Linked DNA regions of Homo sapiens: all the other regions are linked to region 3. The links are chromatin contacts, found by Hi-C or POLR2A ChIA-PET in ENCODE. All regions are on one chromosome and are shown on one strand. The core of a region is the stretch at or near the end of the contact, and the rest is flanking DNA. Distances in the headings are between cores, read along the strand shown.

The links. A loop is a pair of places that touch in the nucleus more often than their neighbours do. ChIA-PET counts read pairs that join two places held with the same protein, here RNA polymerase II (POLR2A). Pooled maps may share reads with other maps.
Region 1: a map of endothelial cell of umbilical vein shows a loop between it and region 3 (11-fold over the local background). The contact joins the enhancer-like site here to the promoter of TNRC6C in region 3. A Hi-C loop is called at or near these places in 1 of 168 maps with a recorded cell type or tissue (endothelial cell of umbilical vein). POLR2A ChIA-PET finds 5 or more read pairs at or near these places in 2 of 52 experiments (activated CD4-positive, alpha-beta T cell and activated T-cell).
Region 2: a map of CD4-positive, alpha-beta T cell shows a loop between it and region 3 (4-fold over the local background). The contact joins the promoter of SEPTIN9 here to the promoter of TNRC6C in region 3. A Hi-C loop is called at or near these places in 1 of 168 maps with a recorded cell type or tissue (CD4-positive, alpha-beta T cell), 2 of 37 single-sample maps with no recorded cell type and 8 of 50 pooled maps. POLR2A ChIA-PET finds 5 or more read pairs at or near these places in 7 of 52 experiments (A549, Caco-2, HepG2 and 4 more).
Region 4: a loop to region 3 is called in a pooled map, with 30 times the contacts of the local background. The contact joins the promoter of SEC14L1 here to the promoter of TNRC6C in region 3. A Hi-C loop is called at or near these places in 3 of 37 single-sample maps with no recorded cell type and 10 of 50 pooled maps. POLR2A ChIA-PET finds 5 or more read pairs at or near these places in 9 of 52 experiments (CD4-positive, alpha-beta T cell, CD4-positive, alpha-beta memory T cell, Caco-2 and 6 more).
Region 5: a map with no recorded cell type shows a loop between it and region 3 (17-fold over the local background). The contact joins the enhancer-like site here to the promoter of TNRC6C in region 3. A Hi-C loop is called at or near these places in 1 of 168 maps with a recorded cell type or tissue (HepG2), 1 of 37 single-sample maps with no recorded cell type and 1 of 50 pooled maps. POLR2A ChIA-PET finds 5 or more read pairs at or near these places in 3 of 52 experiments (CD4-positive, alpha-beta T cell, GM12878 and activated T-cell).
Region 6: a pooled map shows a loop between it and region 3 (8-fold over the local background). The contact joins the promoter of SNHG20 here to the promoter of TNRC6C in region 3. A Hi-C loop is called at or near these places in 1 of 37 single-sample maps with no recorded cell type and 10 of 50 pooled maps. POLR2A ChIA-PET finds 5 or more read pairs at or near these places in 7 of 52 experiments (AG04450, CD4-positive, alpha-beta T cell, CD8-positive, alpha-beta memory T cell and 4 more).
Region 7: a pooled map shows a loop between it and region 3 (5-fold over the local background). The contact joins the enhancer-like site here to the promoter of TNRC6C in region 3. A Hi-C loop is called at or near these places in 4 of 50 pooled maps. POLR2A ChIA-PET finds 5 or more read pairs at or near these places in 3 of 52 experiments (B cell, Caco-2 and activated B cell).

The regions. Positions count from the first base shown.
Region 1 is chr17:78,932,682-78,935,962 of GRCh38, reverse strand. No RefSeq gene overlaps it. Among named protein-coding and RNA genes, the nearest start is that of TIMP2, 8.9 kb to the right of the region's middle. Within about 2 kb of position 1,323, at least 35 of the 41 ENCODE cell types and tissues checked have a DNase peak (open chromatin) inside an H3K27ac peak, as active enhancers do; they include endothelial cell of umbilical vein, where a contact is called at or near this core.
Region 2 is chr17:77,279,425-77,282,795 of GRCh38, reverse strand. It overlaps SEPTIN9 (septin 9), which reads right to left and starts at 1,297. Exons shown (of 12, transcript NM_001113491.2): 1 at 1,242-1,297. The coding sequence starts at 1,260. SEPTIN9-DT (SEPTIN9 divergent transcript) reads left to right here and starts at 899. Exons shown (of 3, transcript NR_136503.1): 1 at 899-1,184. RefSeq lists a silencer at 803-966 and an enhancer at 2,568-3,215.
Region 3 is chr17:77,957,362-77,960,345 of GRCh38, reverse strand. It overlaps TNRC6C (trinucleotide repeat containing adaptor 6C), which reads right to left and starts at 1,643. Exons shown (of 23, transcript NM_001142640.2): 1 at 1,078-1,643. RefSeq lists enhancers at 708-1,266, 1,267-1,826 and silencers at 1,499-1,958, 1,979-2,028.
Region 4 is chr17:77,139,648-77,142,590 of GRCh38, reverse strand. It overlaps SEC14L1 (SEC14 like lipid binding 1), which reads right to left and starts at 1,622. Exons shown (of 17, transcript NM_001143998.2): 1 at 1,484-1,622. It overlaps LOC105371901 (a long non-coding RNA gene), which reads left to right and starts at 1,152. Exons shown (of 5, transcript XR_934988.3): 1 at 1,152-1,235. RefSeq lists silencers at 850-1,144, 1,309-1,758, 1,769-1,978, 2,129-2,338.
Region 5 is chr17:77,187,996-77,191,101 of GRCh38, reverse strand. It overlaps SEC14L1 (SEC14 like lipid binding 1), which reads right to left. Exons shown (of 17, transcript NM_001143998.2): 4 at 150-299. Among named protein-coding and RNA genes, the nearest start is that of SEC14L1, 49 kb to the right of the region's middle. Within about 2 kb of position 1,846, at least 5 of the 41 ENCODE cell types and tissues checked have a DNase peak (open chromatin) inside an H3K27ac peak, as active enhancers do; they include GM12878, where a contact is called at or near this core.
Region 6 is chr17:77,086,734-77,089,970 of GRCh38, reverse strand. SNHG20 (small nucleolar RNA host gene 20) reads right to left here and starts at 1,328. Exons shown (of 3, transcript NR_027058.1): 1 at 1,022-1,328; 2 at 700-818. It overlaps MIR6516 (microRNA 6516), which reads right to left and starts at 554; the gene lies at 474-554. It also overlaps a transcript of SEC14L1 not described here and SCARNA16. RefSeq lists enhancers at 847-956, 292-1,226, 1,147-1,456, 723-1,922.
Region 7 is chr17:78,746,746-78,749,997 of GRCh38, reverse strand. The region is part of intron 1 of CYTH1 (cytohesin 1); the gene reads left to right. Among named protein-coding and RNA genes, the nearest start is that of CYTH1, 34 kb to the left of the region's middle. RefSeq lists enhancers at 895-964, 1,025-1,084. Within about 2 kb of position 1,842, at least 29 of the 41 ENCODE cell types and tissues checked have a DNase peak (open chromatin) inside an H3K27ac peak, as active enhancers do; they include B cell, where a contact is called at or near this core.

The DNA of each region.
Region 1 (3,281 bases), core at 74-2,573, 980 kb before region 3:
CCACTCGAGACATCCCAGACAGCCCCCCCAGACCACCCCAACCCTGCTGGCGCCCGTCCATTGTCCTGGGTCGCACCACAGTCACCGCACCCAGCACACTCTTTGCAATGGTCTCTGTCTCTTTCATATTAAAGGATGGTTTGCGCTGCAGGAAGGAGGGGTCACTCCCCATCCATTTCCCTGACGTCTGCACAGCCCATGGCTGGTGCCCAGTAAATACCAGTTGAATGAATACATGAACTATAGCCTTAAGAGGTTACAGTCAGTAGGGGAGACAGACATCAGAATGAGAAATCTATGAGATAAAATACAGGGAGTCTGGATGAAGTCAGGGTGATGAGCCACAGAAATGCGGGGTCCACCTCTGCCGGTTGCTAGGACGACTGCATCTCCGCCCCGCCCCAGCTGGGCCCCTCCCCGGGGCTGCAGCGCATCGCCTCACTCTCAGCTGGCTGTTGCCTGGTGAGCAGGGGTTGGAGGCCAGGCCGGTCTTAATGAGGAAGGATGGCTGAATGCGGGGCAGGCAGTGTCTGATGGGGCTGGGAGTGACTGTGGGCTCTCTCATCAACGAGGCCACATCTAGGGCGTTCTGCTACCTCCTTCAAGGGGTCAGAACCACAGTCCCACAGGACAGGCAGCACCGACAGCGACCCAGAGCACCCTCTACCCCAGCAGGGAGCCCAGCCCAGTGCAGGTGCGGTGGGACACCACCTGCCCAGACATCGGAGCCTTCCTCATGGGCATCCACAGCAACACGGCTCTGGCTGGGTGGCACCTTCGAGGGGAGGCAAGCAGGGGCCGGTGAATGCAGGGGACGCTGAGGGGTGACGAGCCGTCAGCCTTGTTCCTGGGCCGGAGAGCACCAGGACAGAACCAGGGTAGCCAGTCACGCAAGAGGCAAGGCAGAGTGTGATGGGTGACAGGGCTGTCACAGGTGTCCACAGAGCCTAGGGGCCCTCTGGGGGCTGAGAGGAAGGGTGGCCATGCCAAAAAGTGAGTTAACGAGTCAGACTCAAATCTCCAGAAACCAGCTGGGAATGGCGAGAAGGATCTGAATCGCTTTCCAAGAAGCTTGGCTCCTTCTCACCTTTCTCCTGCCTCACTGCCTCTGATCTCGGTGGTAGTGACCACAGCCACCCCCAAGCCTGCTCTTCCTGCTGTCCAGCACTCCAGCTCAAGGTTGAATGAGGACCTTCAGGAACTCTGCCCCTCACCCCAACCCATCCTCCCCAGGAGGAATCCAGGGACTCAGACCTGTCCCAGGCTTCAGGAAGCCGGTTCCAGAGGACGTGAGGCTGAGTTTGAAACTGGAGGTAATGAGAGTCTGGCTCGGGCCTGATGCTGCTGCTGGCCACAGGGTCCATATCACAGAGAAACTGAAGCATCCCCAGAGGAGAGAGAGGAAGGACCAGAGGGGAGGGCAAGGAGGAAAAGCAGGCGGGACAGGAACAGAGAGAGAAAAACAGGCCTGGGGAGAGGGGAGGAGAGAGGGGACATTCTTGGGCACAGACCTAATCATAGCCTTGAAATGAAATTTACTGCTGCACTCAGCATGGGACAGCCGCCAGCTCCGCCAAGCCAGTCTCCCTTCTGTTTGTACGAGGTGATGACATCATGGCCATGGGGCGTCACTCACACGGAGGAGGAGGAGGAAGGCCAGCTGGCGAGAAACCTGAGCCTCCCCTGGCCAGGCTTCCAGGCAAGGCAAACCCGAAACCATGCAAGTCAGCCTCCACAAATCCCTGCTGAGCTGGGCAGCCGGTTCCTCCACTGTCCACCCCTCCCTCATGGCCAGCTCCGGTCCCCAGCACGCCAGCTGAGGCTGCTTCCTGGGGAGAGCCAGTGATGGAGAAGCCCTGGGGACCGTCTCTGCTCGCTGGCCCTGGTCCCCAACCCGCCCATGAAAGGAAGCACATGACTGCATGCCCAGGGCCAAAAGGAAATAGCCCGGGCATGAGGAAACACCAGCCCCAGGCCCAGAGCATCCAATCCCAGCATCTCGCATGTTCCTCCTTGTGCTTATAGGAACCAGTCTACAGGAGGATCCAGGAGAGCCAGAGTCGCAGGTGTGGGGGCAGACAGGTGGGGAGCAGGTGGGGAGAGACAGCAGAGCTCAGCGGCATAAACTCTTGGGGGTCCACAGCTGCAGAAGCCTCTTGGAAGGAGGGCCCGGGGGCCCTGCTCAAACTGTCCTTGCAGGATAGGAGATGCTTCCGAGTCAAAGAGGAGGCAAAACCTGGCCACAAAGAGGAGAGACACTGCCATTTCAGCCCACGTGAAGCAAGGTCTGCCAAGGCTGCCCGGCTCAGGGGTGAAACCACTGTTGCATCCGGGCGGCCTCCCTGCAGGAAGGGTTCATATGCTTTCAGCCTGAGTCATCTGGTCTAAGCTGTTTACCCGTGGCAGTCTGTAGAGCCAGTGATGTCATGGGCTTCTTGCTTACCACCAGGACAACCTCTCTGCCTCTCCTCCTTTCTTTCTGGTGTCACTAGAGACTTGACCAGGGCAACAGGGCTGGCTTTGGGGCTGCTGCCTGGGGCTGTGAAGGTTGTGCCGGGCACAAGGGGTGTGCAGAGGCTGGAATCCAAGCAGGTTTGCTAAAGGGAGGTGCCCTGGCTCATGGCTGCTTTTGCCCTGAGGGGTGCCTGTCTGCGGAGGGGCGGTAGGTTGGGGTGACAGGAGATGGAAGTGACGGAGAGAGGCCAAAGTCCCACCTTCTCAAAGATGGCCTGTGGGATGGCATGAAATAGATCAACAGACTCTGCCAAACAAAACCCAAAGGGAAGGCCGGGCGTGGTGGTGCATGCTTGTAGTCCCAGCTACTTGGGAGGCCGAAGCCGGAGAATTGCCTGAACCTGGGAGGCAGAGGTTGCAGTGAGCCGAGATTGTGCCACTGCACTCCAGCCTGGGCAACAGAGGGAGACTCTGTCTCAAAAAACAAAACAAAAACAAGCAAACAAGAAAACCAAAGGGAGGCGTGAACCAAGAGTGGCTGGAAGGTGGAGCAGGATCTTTAAAAAGTAAACCCTGATGGCTGTGGCCAAGAAGGCTTTAATAGTGTTATACAGAAAGGGTGGGAAACATCTGTGCTCCTTCCCCCAGGCCTGCCCATTTCAGGGCCGGACCCTCATCGGAATATTACATTACCTGCTCCACACGGAACAGGACAGAAGACACCCACCTACCTGAGTTCCCATTGCCCAGGCGCACCCACTAACCTTTCTGTGAACACCTTTGTATGCTTCTTTTTTTTTATTTTTTATTTTTTTGAGACAGGGTCT
Region 2 (3,371 bases), core at 48-2,547, 680 kb after region 3:
GCCACCTGGAAGCCCGCTCCCGCCCACCAGCACACCAACCCACCCACGCTCCTGACAGAGCTGTGCTCCGGGTGCGTAGAGGGCCATCTTGTTCGCAACAACCGGGTGAAAGTTGAAATTCTAAGCTACTGACCCAGAAGGGTATTTTCGGGGAAGTTCTGAGTAATCCTCTTTGAGACAAGGTACTTTATCACTCATTTTGGTTCCTAAATATGGAAAGCCAGAGGAAACCGACAATGGCCCAAAGGCAGGGGGATGGCCCCGATGACTCCTTCACCTCCAACTAAGGCCCATGATTCTGTTCTCCTATCAATAAAAATTAATTCATGGATCCTTGGCAGGTACCTTTCTATCTGAATGAATTAAAGGAGGGACATTAAACAAACGGTTTCTAGATTTAGAAGAGGAGACGCTATTTATAATTTGAGGACTGAGGAGGACAAAGGATCCTGCCTGCCTGGATCCTTTGGAGAAAACCACAAAGGAAAAAAAAAAGGAAGGAAAAGACAAATAATGAAGATCTGGATTTCTCTTAACCTGCCCTTGTGGCCTCGGTGTGCCCATCTGTGAAATGGAACTTCAGAGTGCCAGAGCGGGAGCCTCTTATGAAATGAAAGCTCCTGAACCGGCTCATGGTGAGGCCCAAGTCAGGCCCCCTTCGCCTACTTAAGGCGGGCCCTGCTAGGGTGGAGTGAGGATGTCAGCCGCGGGCGGCGTCCTGAGCGCAAAACGTGAACCCGAGTCGCCAAGTTTGGGCGCTGCTGGACGGTCCCATCTGGAGGCCGTCCCGTGCCCCACTAAGTAGAGGAGAAACCGAAGAGAATCCGAAGAAAGGATGCTGCGGCCTGGACCACCAGCCCTAGAGGCTGAACCCAAGGACACCCCTCCACCTAGCCCCGACCCCATTCACCCACACAGACGCACAGGGACCCAAAGCACCCGGCCGACCTGGAAAGTCAGCGATTCCTGCGAGGGTGCAAGGGGCGAGGAAGAGGGAGCGTCCCCCAGGGCAGCCCCTCCGACACTCGAGCAAGGGCTGGAGACAGCGCAGGGGACGGTCGGCTCAGGTCGAAAGCGGCCCGACAGCGGCCCTGTCCTGGGAGGAACTCGACCTGCAGTGTGCCCGCCGCGGGGACTCGCTCAGCTCCGGGGGCGCCTCGCCACTCCCGGCCGCAGGCACTCAGGTGAGCAGCGCTGGTCCCGGGACACCGACCCCTCCCCACCCCGGGCGCGAAGCCCACCTGAGTAAGACTTCTTCATGGTGCCTCCGTGGCCGCCGCTCCCAGGAAAGTGTGGCGGCGAGGCAGCGGGGCGCGCGCTCCCAGGGCGCTAATCCTGGGCCGGTAGTAGGAAGGCGGGAAGAGGGGGCGGCCCGCCGTCTGGAGTGCACCGACCGGGCCCCGCCCCGGCCCCGCCCCCGCCCCGCCCCTCCCCGGAGATGCGCATAGAACCCCGGCCCAGCCGGCTGTGGTCCCGCCCCTGACCCGCCCCCTCCCCGCCCCGTGAACGTGCGCGCCGAGCCCCACCCCCGCCCACCCCTGCGCTGCGCTGCACCTGGCGGAGCGGGGCTGGCGGGCGCCGGGCCTGGGAGGGGGCGCCCCCGCGCGGCAGCGCAGACCAGACCAGACCAGGCCAGGCCGGGGGTGGGGGCCGCCTGCGTGGCCCGCCGCGCCCGCAGCTCTGCACCCCCAGCTCCCCGCGCTGGCGCCAATGGCTGGTTCCGGGAGTCGCCGCACTTCCCAGTCCCGAGTCCGGGCGGGGCGGGCCCGGCCAGGTGGAAGCGGGCGGAGGTGCGGGCGCTCCGGGCGGCCCCGCCGGGCGAGGCGGCGGCGCCGGGCACCGCGGCGGCGCCGGGCACAGCCGGGGGTCGGAGCCGGGGTGCCGGCTTAGTGGGCCGGGGTAGGGCGGGACAGGACACCTGTCCTGCTACTTTTCTGGTAATCAAAAGGGCAGAGTGCGTCGATTGAGTTGGAGCCTTAGTTTCCTCACCTGTAAATGGGCGCGTTGGACAGATGATCATTTGTTCTCCCTGCGCTGGGCACCGTGCGCAGCTCGGTGTATCGGTGCAGCGGGGCAGACACAGGGAGCCGCCCTTTACAACTCGGGTAACGCAGGCAGTGGTGAGAGGATGCAAAACTTGCACGGAAGAATTCTCTCTACTTGGATATCCTTAAAGTCTCCACGATAAAGCGGTGTTTCCAACGTACAGAGGAAGAAGTGACTAATTATGACTGGAGGGTGGTGTCAGAGTTTTATTGAGGCGAAATCAAAACAGGGTTTTAAGGAATGAGCAGGAATTAGCCAGGCAGCCAAGGTGATGGAAGGCAGCTGTTCCCGAAAGAGGGAAGGGCGTGGCGGAGCCTGGGAGGCCTGAGGTATCACAGCGAGTGTGGAGAGACAGAGGCAGGGCCGGGCCCTTGCACAGCTGCCAATGGAGGCCGTAGAGGACGAGAGGAAGGCGGGAGGCCAGTTGGGAAGCGCTCGCTAGTTCTGGGTAGGGGCGCAGCATTGCCTTCTCCTGCAGCCCTCCCAAAAATGCACAGGAGGCTGAAAGTGTCACTAACAGCCCCGAAAAATCCTCCTCCTCTTCCCCTCTCCTTTACTCTCCTTGGGGGTCCAAGAAGCATTTTCATTTCCTGCCTGAGTGTGGGAAACTTATATGCATGAGAACGGAGGCCTATGTGGCACCGTGGGTTCGTTCCGGCCCACCTGCTTCCTTTCTTGAGTAATCTGTCCAGCCACAGCCCTGCAGAGGGAGCAGCCCAGCCAGAGGAGTTTCCCCTCACCCCAGGTAGAGCTGATTGGACCGGAGTGGACACTGGACTTCAACTGAGTCCACCCCTTTCCTTATCTGGGGGTTAGAGGCTCAGGAGGCCTCGGGAGGGAAGTGCTGTAAGGGAGGGGAGCAGGGAGTATGGACGAATTGTGAACAGCGTCCTGGATTCTGGGATGTCCACACCCTAACCGCAACCCCCACCCACACGCCCACTCACCGCTTGTACCAGCACCAGCAGATTCCGGCTTAGGCCGTGTCCTGACTTGGCCAGCAAGCACCATGATGACACTGCCCCCAGCCTAGCCATGATGACACTGCCACGAGCCTAATGCCTGGGATTCCCAAAGTCCAGCGGTGTCTCAAGAATCTGGGTTATGGGTGCATTGCTGGCTTTGTCCATTTTACTCAGCACAAGTCAGAGGTGCCCTGGAGCACAGTCACCCTGAGGATGCCAGCCCTGGCTGTTCCCTGGCTTTGGGTAGGTGGGTTCCTCTGCGGATGCTCACGCTTCTGCCTGGGGTCACAATTCACAGGAACCTGGGCACCCAGGACCCAAGGACACCTGCGTGGAGTGATGTTGGACACATCACATGGG
Region 3 (2,984 bases), core at 394-2,893:
AAAAACCGAACCTCGGCTACACAATGGATTAACCCAGTCAGAAGGCTCCAACTTGCAACTCCTTAAAGACGCTGAAGTTGGACATCTACAGAGCACCATTTTGAGTTTAGAATCCGCAGTTCACGCCTAGAAATAACCGAGCGGACCACTCAAATGGAGGTTTCATTTGGCGGAGGCAAAGGTTTGAGACAACTCCACTAATTACGTGCAGAATCACCAATACCGTCAAATGCCTTCGAATGCAATAGGTGCAGCCACGATCTAGCGGCTCCTCCTCCCCTACCTCCCGGCACAACATCCAAGCAGCAAGCCTTCATTTTTGCTAAGATCCCCAAAGCTCCGTGTAACATGCTTGCCAGTTATTTCTTCCCCAGGTTAACAGGCAGGGAACCCCCACATCCACATCTGCACATTTTCATAGCTACGAATCAATTAATTAAATCTCGTCCTCAAGGTAAAGGTGCAAAGGAGGCACCGCTTAAAGCAGAGGCGGCAACCAGGCGCTCGGGTTACGTTATCTGATAACAGGACAGATGTTGTACGGCTCGTTTTCCTCATACGCATTACTCCGCAGTCCGCAGCACCGTTAGAAAATCCACCTGATTTCAGAGCCGCAGAGCGCCCAGGGGTCCTTCTCCGCCCACCCGCAGCACGCCCCGGGTTTTTCTCTTCCCCCAAACAACGGCACCGGGCTCCTGCACCAAAACACGGCGGGTTCGCGCCTGCCATCACCAGTGCAAAATCTGCGGGGGGCTGCCCGGAAAGGACCGAATTTCACCGCTGCATGAGTTTTAAAAGGGAGGGGGCACATCCATCTTCAGCCCTCCATTCCACTCCCGTTTGATTGTGATGCACACCGGGCGTCTGCACAGCCCCGTCTCACACTAGCACACACGCGCCCCGGCCCCGGCCGCTTCCCGCCGCTCCCCTCAAACCCGGCCGGCCCGGGGCCTGGCGCCGCACGCGGGTCGCTAGGGGCCAGCGCCCGCCCCGGCTCGGCTCGGCCGAACAAAGGGCCCGCGAACCTCCCGGCAAAGTTGCGGCTGCGGCGAGGAGCGGGCGGACTGCCGCGCTCACCTGGGCTCCGTCCCCGGCGGCGGCGGCGGCTCCGCGGGGCTCCGGTGGCGCGGGCCTGGCGGCGGCGGCGGCACGAACAACCGCCCGAGGGCCTCGGGAGTGCGCGGGCGGCGGGGGCCCGCTCAGCGCCGGCGCCACGGACTCAGGTCCCGGCGCGGGCGGCGGCGGCGGCTGCGGCGGCGGCGCGGGCGAGTGGGCGGCGGCGCGTCCCGGCAGGTCCAGGTCCGGCCCCGGCAACGCCGCGACGCGTCCTCCTCCTCACGCCCGGCGGGATGCGGCTCCGGCGGGGTCCGGGTCCTAGGCGGCGGCGGCGGCGGCGGTGGCAGCTGCGGACGGCTGGGCGCGGGGCCGCTCCGCTCCCTCCGCCTCCGGCTCGGGCGGGCCCGCGGCTACTGCGACGGTGACGGCGGCGGGAGCGCGGCGGGCGCTGGGACTGCCCTGTCAGGGGGCGGCCCGGGCGGCGCTCAAGACTGCGCGGCGGCGGGGCCGGCGGCGGCGGCTACGGCTCCCGGGGCCGTCGCGCTGAGGTGCGGAGCTGCCACCGCGGCCATCTTGTTGCTCTAACTGACAAGAACCCCCCTCCCCCCGCTTCAGCCAGACGGGGCGCTCGCGCCCCCTTCCCCGCCCCGCGTTGGCCTCCAACAGGAAGTCGTCCCGGCCCCTAGCACGTGACTCCCACCGTATCTGCATACCGGAGGGCGAACTGGCCAATCGGCACTCTGCACCTGAGCTCCTCCCCCGCGCGCCCCTCCCGGCCCATTGGCTCCTCGGCCAGGCCACGCCTCCTCCTTTCCCCTTAATACCCGCCCGCGCTGTGGTTCCCTGCACCGCGCGGGGAGCGCGCCGGGGTGCGAGCGGTGCGCGCTCCGAGTGGCCGGGACGCGCGCCAGTCCTGGGAGCTTGCACTGCTCGGGGGGGTTACGTGGAGACTTGCGTGGTGTCCTTTACCGCCGCCGCCTGCCCTCCGGTCCCTGGGCGCTGTGGCTCCGCGTTAGGGTGCTGGCGGGAGGGGTGCCGATCCGGTTCTGCGCGTCCGGTGGGTTCTCCGGGCCAGCGCCCCGCGGCGCCCGGGCTTTATGCTGTAATTGCGCCCGGCGGCGCCCGGCGCCCGCACCGGCGCGCGTCTCGCCCGTGCCGTGCACACGCCCTGCACCGCCCCACTTTGCACACGCACACGCACACGAGTCCTTGGGGCCCTGGAGCATCGTGCTCGCCTCGCGCCTCCCGGCCCGCCCTTGCGCTCAGTCGCTCCCCAGGGAGCGCCCAGCTGCGAGCAAAACAAGCCTCGCTGCGAAACAGTCCCCCGGGGAGACAGCCCTTTCCCCGGAGCACAGACACCACACCTTCACCGCGCAAGCCTTCGGTCCGGGCCGAACCCGGGCGCTCCGGCGCCTACGCACCCCACGATTCCTCCCCGGTGCTCCGTACGCCGCCGTGATCCTCCATTCCACGGCTCCTCGATATCCATTATTCATTAGTGGTAGGTAAGGTCAGGCGCAATGTGCAATTCGAAAAGTCCCTTTTTAACTTTCGGTTCAAGCCAGGAGAAGATTTTGAAACCAAGAATTTTCTCCATTTTCATGCAAGGTCGCAGAAGCAGGCTAGCTTTTCCCCCATCGTTCAGTGGAGGATCAGCAGTGCTACTTGGAAGTTGGTATTGGAAGAGGCCATTCCCTGTCTACGTGTCCCTGTCTTGAAGAGGAGATAATAACACACTAGTACTTTCGCAATGCAATTTTGTTACCGCAAGTGTCATGCTTTGAAACGACTGTGGATGAAAGAGACAAATTCCCCGCTCTCGTTTCCCTTCAGGGTCCCATGAGCTCCTTTCTTCTTACTGCCATATTTTAAGCCCTCCGGTAGTCAGATTCACAACCAGCCTCTAAAGGGTCGTCAAATGTCTGTTG
Region 4 (2,943 bases), core at 373-2,872, 820 kb after region 3:
TTCCAAGATTCCTTTTTTTTTTTTTTTTTTTTTGAGACAGGGTGTCTCTCTGTTGCCCAAGGTGGAACACAGTGGCACAATCTCCACTCACTGCAGCCTCCACCTTCTAAGCTCAAGTGATCCTCCTGCCTCAGCCTCCCAAGTAGCTGGGACCACAGGCACGCACCACCATATATATTTTTTGTAGAAGGTTTCCCCATGTTGCCCAGGCTGGTCTCAAACTCCTGGGCTCAAGGGATCTGCCCACTTCAGCCTCCCAAAGTGCTAGGATTATAGTCATGAGTCACGGCGCCTGGTATAGAATTCCCATCTATAGTACTAAGGTTTAAACAGGTTTGGAACTTTCTCTGGTATGTCTGGCATACCTCTCAGAGGAGAGGTCATGGTGGAAAACATCGCCATCTGACAGTGTGAAAACGGCTAAGGAATGACTCTGGGTGACCACGAGTAAGCCATTTGACTTCCCTAGGACTCAGTTTCATCTCTGTAAAATGAGGTTTTCGGGGAGATGATCTTGAAAGACTTCCACCTCTAAAACCATGAGAATGAGAGCCAAACTCCCAAGTTCTCCAAACTCAACTTGAAGCTTTTCTAATATTCATCTTGATTATGCGACTGACACATCCTGATGTGCTGGGACCACGTTCTTTTTCTTTTGCAAACCTTACAGTGTTGGTGCACAGTGGGAATCCAATCATCTTTTAAAAATTTAATTGGGAATATTAATTTTAGGGTACTCTCCCAGATATGAGGACGATAACCGGGTACAAACAAGAGTTGGGGGAAGAAGCAAAAAAGCGTAATGCTCGTTTAAGAAACGGTAACATCCATTCAGGATTCCACCGCCTGGCAGAACTGGCTACACTCACTTAAGAACCTGCTAATTCACGAGCTTGTGAACCACAGCCAGGTCTCAGCTGCCGATGCTCTGGTCCAGATAAACGCCCTACGCGGGCATCCGGAGTGACAACGACCAAGTGGCATCCAGGAGCCGGACGGCCTCCATTGCATGACAATCGCTGTTTAAACAGGAGCCAAAGGCCAGACCCACTGAACGCATCCCGAGCAGGCTCGAGGGGCGGCCGGCGCCCGGGGCTGCTCAGCAGGGGTCCCGCGCGGCTGAGCCCCACGGGGCCAAAGCCCCGACCGACGGGAGAGAGGGGCGGGCACTGGCTCCGGACCCGAAACTCCGCTCTCAGCAAAAAGCGGCTCCCGGGAACTGGAAGCCTGGCGAGGTGGGGGTGGGGGCGGGGGAGGGGGGCGAGGGGCGGCGAGGGGCGAGCAGGGGGGCGGAGGGCGAGCAGGGGGGCGGGGGCACGGCCCGTTTCGGGTGCCGGGCCGATGGCAGCCGGGGCTGGGGAGGGACAGGCTCAGCAAGCGGGCGGCCGGGAGTTCCGGGGGGCCCGCCCGAGAGGCGCCGGACTCCACGGAGACCGGGACCGGGGCGAGGGCGCACTCGGACCCGCCGCGACGACGCGCCTACCTCTTGTCAGAAAGGCCGGGCCTGGGACACGGGGTGGCGAGGGGCGCTCATACCGGCGGCTCCGCGGGGCAGTCTCGGTTCCACTGCTCCGCGACCGTAGCTCGACCGCCGGTTCCGGGGAGGGGGCCGGGGAGGCGGGAGGGGGAAGGGGCGCGGCGACGGCACTTGTGGTTGTTACGGGTGACGGGGTGGGCGGGGCCGGGCGCCGGGAGGGGCGCGCGTGCGCGGCCGCGGCCGAGGGAGCGGGGGCGGGAGCGGGCGATGGTTGCTAAGAAAGGGGAGGGGGGAGGACACCCGGGGCCCGAACTGCGCAGGCGCGAGCTCCGACCCGCGAGCGTGGGAGGAGCTCGGAGAAGGCGCCGGCCCCGTCGCACTGCTGGATGTGCCCGAGGTCCTCGTGGCCCCTCCCAGTTTTGCGTCACTTGTTGGGGGCGGGGCCGGGCTGGGCTTCGCGAGTAGCGGGCGGAGGCGGAGTGAAGCCCCAAGGGGCTGCCGGCGTGCAGGGGAGGGGTTCGGCTGAGCGGGAAAAGGGAAGTTTGCGGGAGGTCAAAACCACCGGGGCCCTCCCGTATGGCTGCTGCTCTGAGGCCTGCCTCTGGTCGCCCTGGCGGCTGCCCCCGTGCTTCCTCATTTCTTGTTGACTGTTCAGGAGCACCAGGCTGCTCGCGCCAGTGCCCCGACCGCATTCTCGCCGAGTAATGGGGAGGAGGCGGACGCCGGTGCTGCGCGGCCCAGGGCTCGGGAGGGCCCGGGTGAGCCCGGGTGGAGCCCAGCGGCATCCTTGTCAACACATCCAGACGGCTCTAGTGTCGGGCCGCGGGCTTGAAACTGAGACGCGCGCCCAGGGCCTGCCCCTCGGAAACGAGGGTGCCAAGGTGGGGCTGCTAAGTAGCTCCCGAATTTCAGCAGGAGAGCACCGTCCAGCCCCAATTTTCAATCCGGTACCACTGAGACATTTTGGGGTCCTTAAGAGGAGCTCATGACTAGAAAGGGGCACCTCGCATGCCCACCCACACAGCAAAGCTGGTTTTATAACCAACATGCAATTTCACTGTCAAAGTCACTGTTGTTCCGTTCACATTAGTCACCCTGAGTGGCTGTACATTTCATGCTGCCATTGGACAGAACGTTTTTGGACCTGTTTAGGAATTTCCATCAAAGCCAGTTTACCAGACACACAAGCAAATCATTCATGGCCTCATCACCCCTTGTGTTCCACGTCAAACCATCATCTTCCAGCTGGGTCACCTACATTATTCACTACATTCAGTCTGACTGGCTTTTGCTTGTTTGTAGAAATCACATCCACCGGCCGGGCGCGGTGGCTCACGCCTGTAATCTCAGCACTTTGGGAGGCCGAGGTGGGCGGATCACGAGGTCAGGAGATCGAGACCATCCTGGCTAACACGGTGAAATCCCTGTCTCTACTAAAAATACAACAGATTAGCCGGGCGTGGTGG
Region 5 (3,106 bases), core at 597-3,096, 770 kb after region 3:
CTCTGGGGGCTGCCCTCCAGGACGCCCTCTCCCTCCAGGACGCCCTCTCCCTCCAGGATGCCCTCTCCCTCCAGGACGCCCTCTCCCACCAGGACGCCCTCTCCCACCAGGACGCCCTTTCCCTCCAAGACGTCCTTTCCGACCTTTACCTTCTTCAGCAGTCTGGGTGCATCTACATCCAGCTTGCAGCGCCTTTCAATGACATGAATAGCCCCATCTTCGCTCTTGAATTCATTCACAGTGTCACTGCCCACGAACATCGGAATCAAAGGACATGTAGGGAACCTCCTTTCATAGGCCTATAAATTTAAAAACCAAGAAAGCAGAAGTGAGCAAAGACACAACCTGATGTCCTGCCGCTGACTGTGTTCTCCCTGGAACAGCACCTCTCGGTGCACGGCAACAGGCAGCGCCACAACTGTCTTCACATCTGAAGCTTTCATTAAAGAAGAAAAAGACACTCCATGTCCATGGATCGGAAGATTCAACCTAGTAAAGATCTCAATTCTCCCCATAAGTAACATCATTCCTAACAAAACCCCAGCAAGACTTTGTGGTAATTATAGACAAGATTGTTTTAAAATTTATATGGAAAGACAAAGGAACTAGAACAACTAAAACGATTTTGAAAAAGATGAATAAACTGGGAAGAATCAGTCACCCCGGTATTAAGGCTTACTCTATAACTACAGTAATCAAGACCATCTAGTATTAGGAGAGGGGTAACTGACATACAGATCTATGGGACAAAATACAGAACCCAGAAATAGACTCAAACAAATACACCCAACTGATTTATTTTTTAGTATCTGCACCTGTCAGGGAACACCGACTGATTTTCAACAGAGATGTAAAAGCAATGAGGGAAAGAAAGCACGCCAGTCTTTTCAACATGTTACTGGAGCAATTACACATCCATAGGCTGAAACAATAATAACAATGAATCTTGATCTAAACCTCACACCTTGTATAAAAATTAACTCAAAGATCAGCGACTTAAATGTAAAACACAAAACTAAAACTTTTAGGGAAAAAAAATAGAAAATCTTTGGGATCCTGGGCTAGGCAAAGAATTCTTAGATGTGACAACAAAATCACAATCCACAGGAGAAAAAATATATAAAATGAACTTCCTCAAAGTTAAAAACATTTGCTCAGCGAAAGACCCTGTTAAGGCCGGGCGCGGTGGCTCACGCTTGTAATCTCAGCACTTTGGGAGTCTGAGGTGGGCAGATCATGAGGTCAGGAGATTGAGACCATCCAGGCTAACACGGTGAAACCCCGTCTCTACTAAAGATACAAAAAATTAGCCGGGCGTGGTGGCGGGCGCCTGTAGTTCCAGCTACTCAGGAGGCTGAGGCAGGAGAATGGCGTGAACCCAGAAAGCGGAGCTTGCAGTGAGCCGAGATCGCGCCACTGCACTCCAGCCTGGGCGACAGAGTGAGATTCCATCTCAAAACAAAACAAAACAAAACCCCTGTTAAGAGAATGAAAAAACAAACTACAAAATGGGAGGAGGGATTTACAAACCATGTATCTGACAAAGGACTAGTGCCTAGAATACATAAAAAATTCTTAAAACTCAACATAAATACAGTGAGCCAGGAGAACACTGGTTTGGACTGAGCTCCTGCACCAGGCCCAGCAGACCAAACCAAAATGGAGTCCCTCTTGGTAACCTCCATACCACCAAGCCAAAAGTAAGTTGTTTATCTGACTTTGCAAGAAGTCAGGAGAAAGAGAACAGCAAATCCCCCAAATGGGCCAGTTTGGGCCAGCGTGGTAAGGAAGTCCCCTCTGCGTTAACCTTTACAAGGGAAGTCACTCTGAAACCACCCATCTGCTCTCTGTTCTCTGTGTCTGTTTCCCTCACCCCTTTTCTGTCTACAAAGCCAGCTTCCCCTGCTCAGCTCATGAGAACACTCATTCTATTTCACAGAATTCTGTTTTATAGAATGAGGTGTTGCCTGATTCTGGAATCAAAAAAGCCAATTAAGATCCATACACTAAATTTTTTTGTAATTTTGTCTTTTGACACACAATTGAAATTTAAAAATGGTTAAGATGGTAAATTTCATGTGCTTTTACCATGATTAAAAAAAAAAAACAACTCAAGAGTTTTAAAAAGTCCAATTAGAAAATGTGCAAGAGACAGGAAGTGATATCTCACCTGAGAGGACACACAGATGGCAAATAAGCACACGAGAGATGTTCATTAGAGAAAAGGGCCATTAGGGAAATGCAAATTAAAATCACAAAGGAGTATCACTATACAACTATCAGAATGGCTAAAATAAAACACAGTGCTGGTTGGGATGTGGAAGAACTGAATCCCTTCCACATCATTGGCAGGAATGTAAAATGGTGCAACCACTCCAGAAAACAGGTATCTTCTTAAAACCTAAACATGCAACGGTATACAACCCAACAAATGCACTCCTGGGCATTTATCCCAGAGCAATGAGAGCTTATGTTCGCACAAAACCCCATATACAAACATTCATAGCAGCGTTACTCATAATAGAAACTGGAAACAACTCCGAGATGTCCTTCCTGAGTGAGGCTAAATGGACTGCGCTGCAGCCACACCACGGAACACTACTCAGCAAAAAAAAAGAATGAACTATTGATCCAGGTGAGGAACTGGATGAATCGTGGGAGAATTATGCTAAGCTAAAAAAAAAAAAAAGCCTCAGCAGTTACATACGGTATGATTCCCTGTCCATAACACTCTTGAAAAGACAAAACTAGAGAAACCGAAAACAGAAGAGTGGTTGCCGGGGCTAAGGAAGGGGTGGGGACAGGAGCGAAGCAGGTGTGGCTGTAAAAGGGCCATGAGAGAGATGCCTGGGAAGCACTCTGCGTCTCGACTATGCGCACGGCAGCATCCTGACTGTGCTGGTGCACACAGTTCTGCAAGACGTTATCACTGGGGGAAGATGAGTAAAGAACACATGAGATCTTTCAAGATTATTCCTTGTGAATAATTAAATTATTCAATATTATTCTTTGTAAATAATTTAATTTACTCTGTAGCAATCCACAAAGATTACCAAACTAAAGATGTTGCAGAATTCATATTAAAACCTAAGCGATCCAGAGGCCC
Region 6 (3,237 bases), core at 79-2,578, 870 kb after region 3:
CTCGGCTCCCTGCAACCTCTCCACCTCCTGGGTTCAAGCGATTCTCCTGCCTCAGCCTCCTGAGTAGCTGGGATTACAGGCACATGCCACCATGCCCAGCTAATTTTTTGTATTTTTAGTAGAAATGGGGTTTCATCATGTTGGCCAGACTGGTCTCGAACTCCTGACATCAGGTGATCCACCCGCCTCGGCCTCCCAAAGTGCTGGGATTACAGGCATGAGCCACTGCACCTGGCTGAATTATGCCCTCTTAAGTGTGATCATTTAACCTTGTCTCCCTAACTGGGTTGTAGTTCCCAGAGAACAAGGGCCATGACTGTTTTCTTCATCTCTGTATCCGTAACATTTAACATGATGTCAGGCCAATGTATCAACAAATGTTTATTGAATGAAAGACATGACAGTAACATTGTTTATGAAGTTTTGAAAAGCAAGGGCTCTCTGATACTAACTACAACCATTTTCTTTAAACGTAGGTCCTGTTTGCAGTATCATACATGATCATCAAACTGCTGCTAGAATGCTCACACCTGTTACTGCAAATTCAAAACCCAGGAAAGACTTCTTCCGGGAATTTACTTTAGGTCAGGGTTGGGCTGCCTGGTACCATGCTGCACCCACAACTTGGCAGGCTCAACAACACAGGAGCCTTTCCCCAGACCGTCTGACCTGAACACTTTGTCACCATGCTTGACATACCTGGATGCCCTGCTGAGGTCACTTCGAATGCTCTCATCAACGAGGGGCAGGAAGAAAATAGTGGTTGCTGCATGTTTTCAGCCAATCGTCGGGGGATATTTCTCATTTTCTGTTGAAACCTTGGGGGAAAAAGTAACATAATGTGCTTTAAAAGGACAAAAGTCATTCGACGCTTACCACACTCCTAGAAACCTGGGCTAACCCAGCCAGGGACCCCAATGCTTTTCTGCTGGCTACGGGGCCTCCCTACAGCTCCTCATTCCAATTTCGGTGGCTGTGTGCGGACCAAGTTCTCTTTTGTCGCCTCCCGTCCAAGCCCTACTTGCGATGGGAGAAGCCGTCCCCGAAATCCCGGGCGCCGTGGAGGGGGTCTGGTCTCTGGGTCTCTGGTCACCCGGTCAGTGCCTCCAGCCCCCGGCAGAGCTCTGTTATCGTCCCGGGGCGAGCCCAATTCCGCAGGCTAGGGCCGATGGCGGCGGAACTGTGGTCAGGGCTGCCCTGAGTCATCCTGCGGACTGCGAGTCGGCGACCACCAGGAGGCGAGAGCGGGTTTCCCCTCCAACAGGCCAAAGCACGTGTCTCCACTTACTTCCCACTCCCCTGGGCGGAAGTAGCTCCGTCAGCAACTTCCGGCCGGAAGTGATAACTTACCATAGAGATAGCAGCTAGAGAGTCGATGACTTTGGATCTGGGTCATCCAAGCCGGACTTAAAGGGGTCGCAGCCCGCGCGGTGTGATTAATGGGGACTAGAGCCTGGGCCAGAGGGGAGGGCCCTGGAGCGAGGGAATCAGAAGGAACATCCCATTTCTTGAAAGCCCGCTGGGTTCCTGGAGCCGTGAAAGCATTATCTCTCTACTCCTCATGCAACCCTCTGAATTAAGTGCAAAGACCACTCCTGTCTTGTAGATGAGAAGTGGGGCGCTCCGGAGATGCTTGGTTACTTTTCCAAGCACAGCCGGCCAGGAAGTGGCAGAGCTGGGTTCACACCTAAGTCATTTCTGCTCCAAACCCAATGCCCTTTCCACCACCCCAGGTGGCAGGAAGGAGAAAGCTCAAGAGCAGAGGGGCTACGTGAAGATGCAGGCCGTCCTGGCCTATTGGGATACCCCCTGAAAAGCCTATTGCTCCAAAAGACCTGGTAGATTCCCGACAGTTCACTGTCTGTGGGCACAGGAAGCAACGAACAGGAATCTTGCTCTGAGTCTAATCCCACAACCAAGGAAGAATTGCTGGACCTTGTCTCAGAGGCGTTTGAACCAGAGCAACTCCATCTTGAATAGGGGCTGGGTAAAATAAAGCTGAGACCTACTTGGATGCATTGCTAGGTCATACAGCTCATAAAGACCTTGCTGATCAAACAGGCTGCAGTAAAGAAGACGGCCAAAATCCTCCAAAACCAAGATGGCTATGAGAGTGACCTCTGGTTGCCCTCACTGGTACACGCCCACCAGCGCCATGACAGTTTACAAATGCCGTGGCAACGTCAGGAAGTTACCCTACATGGTCTAAAAAGGGGAGGCATGAATAATCCACCCCTTGTTTAACATATCACCAAGAAATAACCATTAAAAAAAAAAGGCCAGGTACACTTTGGGAGGCCGAGGCAGATGGATCACTTGATGTTGGGAGTTCGAAACCAGCCTGACCAACCTGGTGAAACTCCATCTCTACTAAAAATACAAAATTAGCCAGGTGTGGTGGCACACACTTGTAATCCCAGCTACTTGGGAGTCTGAGGCAGGAGAATCGCTTGAACCCAGGAGGCGGAGGGTGCAGTGAGCCAAGACTGCACCACTGAGGCCAGGCATGGTGGCTCGACCCTGTAATTCCAGCACTTTGGGAGGCCAAGGCGGGCAGATCACCTGTGGTCGGGAGTTTGAGACCAGCCTGACCGACATGGAGAAACCCCGTCTCTACTAAAATTACAAAAAATTAGCCAGGCGTGGTGGTGCATGCCTGTAATCCCAGCTACTTGGGAGGCTGAGGCAAGAGAATTGCTTGAACCAGGCAGGTGGAGGTTGCGGTGAGCCGAGATTGCGCCATTGCACTCTAGCCTGGGCAACAACAGAGAAACTCCGTCTCAAAAAATAAAATAAAATAAAATAAAATAAAGACCGTGCCACTGCACTCCAGCTTGGGTGACAGAGCGAGATTTTTATGACCGCACCTCCTTCACAATGTCTTTGAGTTGTCTCACTCACATTCAACAATACATACTGTTAGTTTTATTAACTTGGAAATATTTAACTTACATTTTTGTTTTGATGGAGGAGCTACAGTTCTGTTTTGTTTTACCATATTTCATGAGTTTACATAAGAATGAAAGGATATAATTGTATAATCAGCTTAACTGGAGTAAACAGGTTTGTAAACAACGCAAGTGGCTTCAGGCAGGCATTGGGCTCACCTGGTTGGAGCAGAAGCCGGGTGCCCCAGGAGGGGAGCCTCCAGGTTTCTTTTGTGTGGGTGATCCCCGTCAGTACCACTTGGAGTGGGAGAGGGACTTTTCTCAAAGGAAGCAGGGGTGAAGGCGTCCT
Region 7 (3,252 bases), core at 593-3,092, 790 kb before region 3:
CCCAGAGGGAGCAGGCTAAGAAATATTTTGTGGAATAAGTATGTGGTATTATTTTAGGAGCACTTGGTATTTCTTTGGGTAATAGTAGTTTCTGCAATTTGAGGACTGCTTCTAAACCTGTTAGGAATATTTTTTGAACTGTAAGGGAATTTTTTTTTTAGGGCAGAGAAACATCTGAACAATGTATTAAGTAAAAGCTTGGAGAAAATCTTGGGAAAAAAACACTTCAAAAATAGATTGTTTTAGAGTTCTTTTTTTCTGAAACCACCTGCCTTCTAAAGCAAGATAATTAGATTTTAAACAATGGTTTCTGCTTAGTTAGGTTTTTTTTTATTTTTTTATTTTTATTTGTTATTATTATTTTTTTGAGACAGGGATCTCAATTTGTCACCCAGGCTGGAATATAATGGCATGATCATAGCTTACTGCAGCCTTGACCTGTGGGCTCAAGCAATCCTCCCACCTCAATCTCCTGAGTAGCTGGGACCACAGGCACACCCACCAAACTTGGCTAATTTTTAAATTTTTTTTTGTAGGGGGGATGGAGTCTCAATCTGTCACCCAGACTGGGGTGCAATGGCACAATCTCTGCTCACTGCAACCTCTGACTCCTGGGTTCAAGCAATTCTCCTGTCTCAGCCTCCCGAGTAGCTGGGATTACAGGTGCCTACCACCATGCCTGGCTAATTTTTATATTTTTAGTGGAGACGGGGTTTCGCCATGTTGACCAGGCTGGTCTTGAACTCCTGACCACAGGTGATCTGCCTGCCTTCGCCTCCCAAAGTGCTGGCTGGTCTCAGACTTTTGGGCTCAAGTGATCCTCCCACCTTGGCCTCCCAAAGTGCTGGGATTACAGGTCTGAGCCACTATGCCTGGCCTAGTTTGTTTTTAAATCAATAACAGGTATCAAGAAGTTTGGACTGGCTGACCTTGGTGGTCTTACTGCTGCCACCTTTGCTCTGCCTCACACAGTATGTGGGTGTGTTGGGCCCTTCTCGCAAGCTCCTCTGTCATGTGATGGTTCCGTCTTCAGGGCTGTGGCAGGACCGCGCTGGTTCAGTTTGCTCTGTGTCAGCTGAGTAAAGGATGGGTGGAGTACACCAATTTTGTAACTTGTAACATTTGGTCTTGTGGTTTTGCAAGGAAGGGGTGATATATAATTAGTAAGGCAGGAGAGCAAAGGAAACAGGAAGGGGATCTGCAGTGCTCCTGTATCAAAGTAGATCTCCAAAGCAACAAGGGACAAAAGCAAGCACACTCCTCCCGCCCACCCGTTTTTACTTACTCTTATTTGATCAGAGAACTTTGCTTTCATAAACATCCTTGAATTAAGGCTGGAATTTTTTGGTAAAAATTCCTAACTGAATTTGGTTTAGAAGTATACAGAAAACCCAATGAATTAATTGAATAATCTCCCTTACCCCCTTCTTCAGACAATTCTCCTGTATTCTCTCAAGTAATAAAAGTACTAGAAAGATCAATTGTATTTATCATTAAATGGCTGGTGCTTATAATTTATTCCTTGAATCCAGTTAAACAGTGAGCTTTCCTGATAACCTAGGCATTGTTGTCCCCTACAGTAACCTGGGCCTGTTGGATGTGTAAACATTTTCCTTTGACCCAGGACTGTGTTGAAACTATTTGTTAATCACACAGCAGGATGATCAATACTTACACCAGCTGACGGGACACCTGGCATGACTACTCAGTGATCCAGTAAAACCACGCCAAGCTGGTTCCATAGAGTTTTCATTTTTGATGATAGGACTCGTAGCTCTCAGAATCAGAGAATGTTTAGAGGTGAAACTTACCACAAATGTGGGTCAGCATCTTTAGTTTGTTTCCGGTGTGTGGGGTGCAGTGGCGGACAGTGAGAGAGCCATGTGATGGGAGGAGGCTGCAGAGCTGGACTTTGAATAATGGGTAGGGTTCAGAAAAGTAGAAAATATTGTGAAATTTATTTTATTTTGTTTTTTTGAATGAAGCAACAAAAACAGAGATTTATTGAAAATGAAAGTACACTCCACAGTGTGAGAGTGGACCCGAGCATAGGGGCTCAAGGGCCAAAAATACTGTGAAATTTATTTTAATCAAAGTGGAACATAGATATAGTTTTAAAGATCCTATACAACACAAAATTTTACGTGCTTATAGCAGCAGTTTTCATAAGAACCCCAAAGTGGAAACAACCAGATGCCATCAGCTCATGAGTGGGTAAAGAAGATGAAGTCTGTCCCTACAAGGGAAGATTCTTTAGTCATAAAAAGGAATGAAGTTCTGACACATGCTGCAACATGGCTGAACATAGAAAACATTGTGCCAGGTGAAAGAAACCAGTCACACAAGGCCATGTATTAGGCAAATCTGTAGAGGCAGAAAGTAGATTAGTGGTTGTCAGGGGTTTGGGGATGCGGGAATGGGGGTGACTCCTATGGGGTATGGGGTTTTCTTTTGGGGATGATGAAAATGTTCTAGAATTAGATAGTGGTGGTGGTTGCATAACTTTGTGAACATGCTAAAATCACTGAATAGTATTCTCTAAAAATGTCCTGCCTCTCCCAGACAGTGCCTCCTCCCCGCAGATGTTGACCTCTAGATCCTTCAAGATTGGGACCGCAGTGCAGTATTTGAGTCTCCCCAGATCTCTTCCTAAATACCAGAGAATGCTGCTGAGAGTGTGCATTTTCTTAAAAGTCACTCCCCTCGTTAGTATACCTGTGCCACTATCTTCCCACCCCTCCCAGGGACTTTTTCTATTCTTACTCTACGAGCCTGGCATACTCTGGGCCTTCAGAGCCTGATCCTTAGCATGCCATGTAGTTTTTTCTTTTTTTTTTTTTTTTTTTTTTTTTGGCGCTGCCATTACCTGTGTCCTCCAATGAACTCTTGTGTTTTGAAGAGGGAGATACTTTGTTTTCTTGACCTTTGTAGGTCTAGCTCTTGGCTAACATAGTGCTTGGCACAGTTCAACAGACATCATTTAGAATGAACACATGGTAAAGAGTCAAATCTTTTTTTAATAAATCAGTGTACACTTTTATTATTATTATTTTTGAGACAGAGTCTGACTCTGTCACGAAGACTGGAGTGCAGTGGGGTGATGACAGCTCACTGCAGCCTTGACCTCCTGAGCCCAGATGGTCATCACCTGCCTCGCCCTCTGAAGTAGCTGAGACTACAGGCACGCACCACCACAGCCAGCTAATTTTTTAGTTTTCTGTAGAGACGGAGTCTGTTTATGTTGTCTAGGCT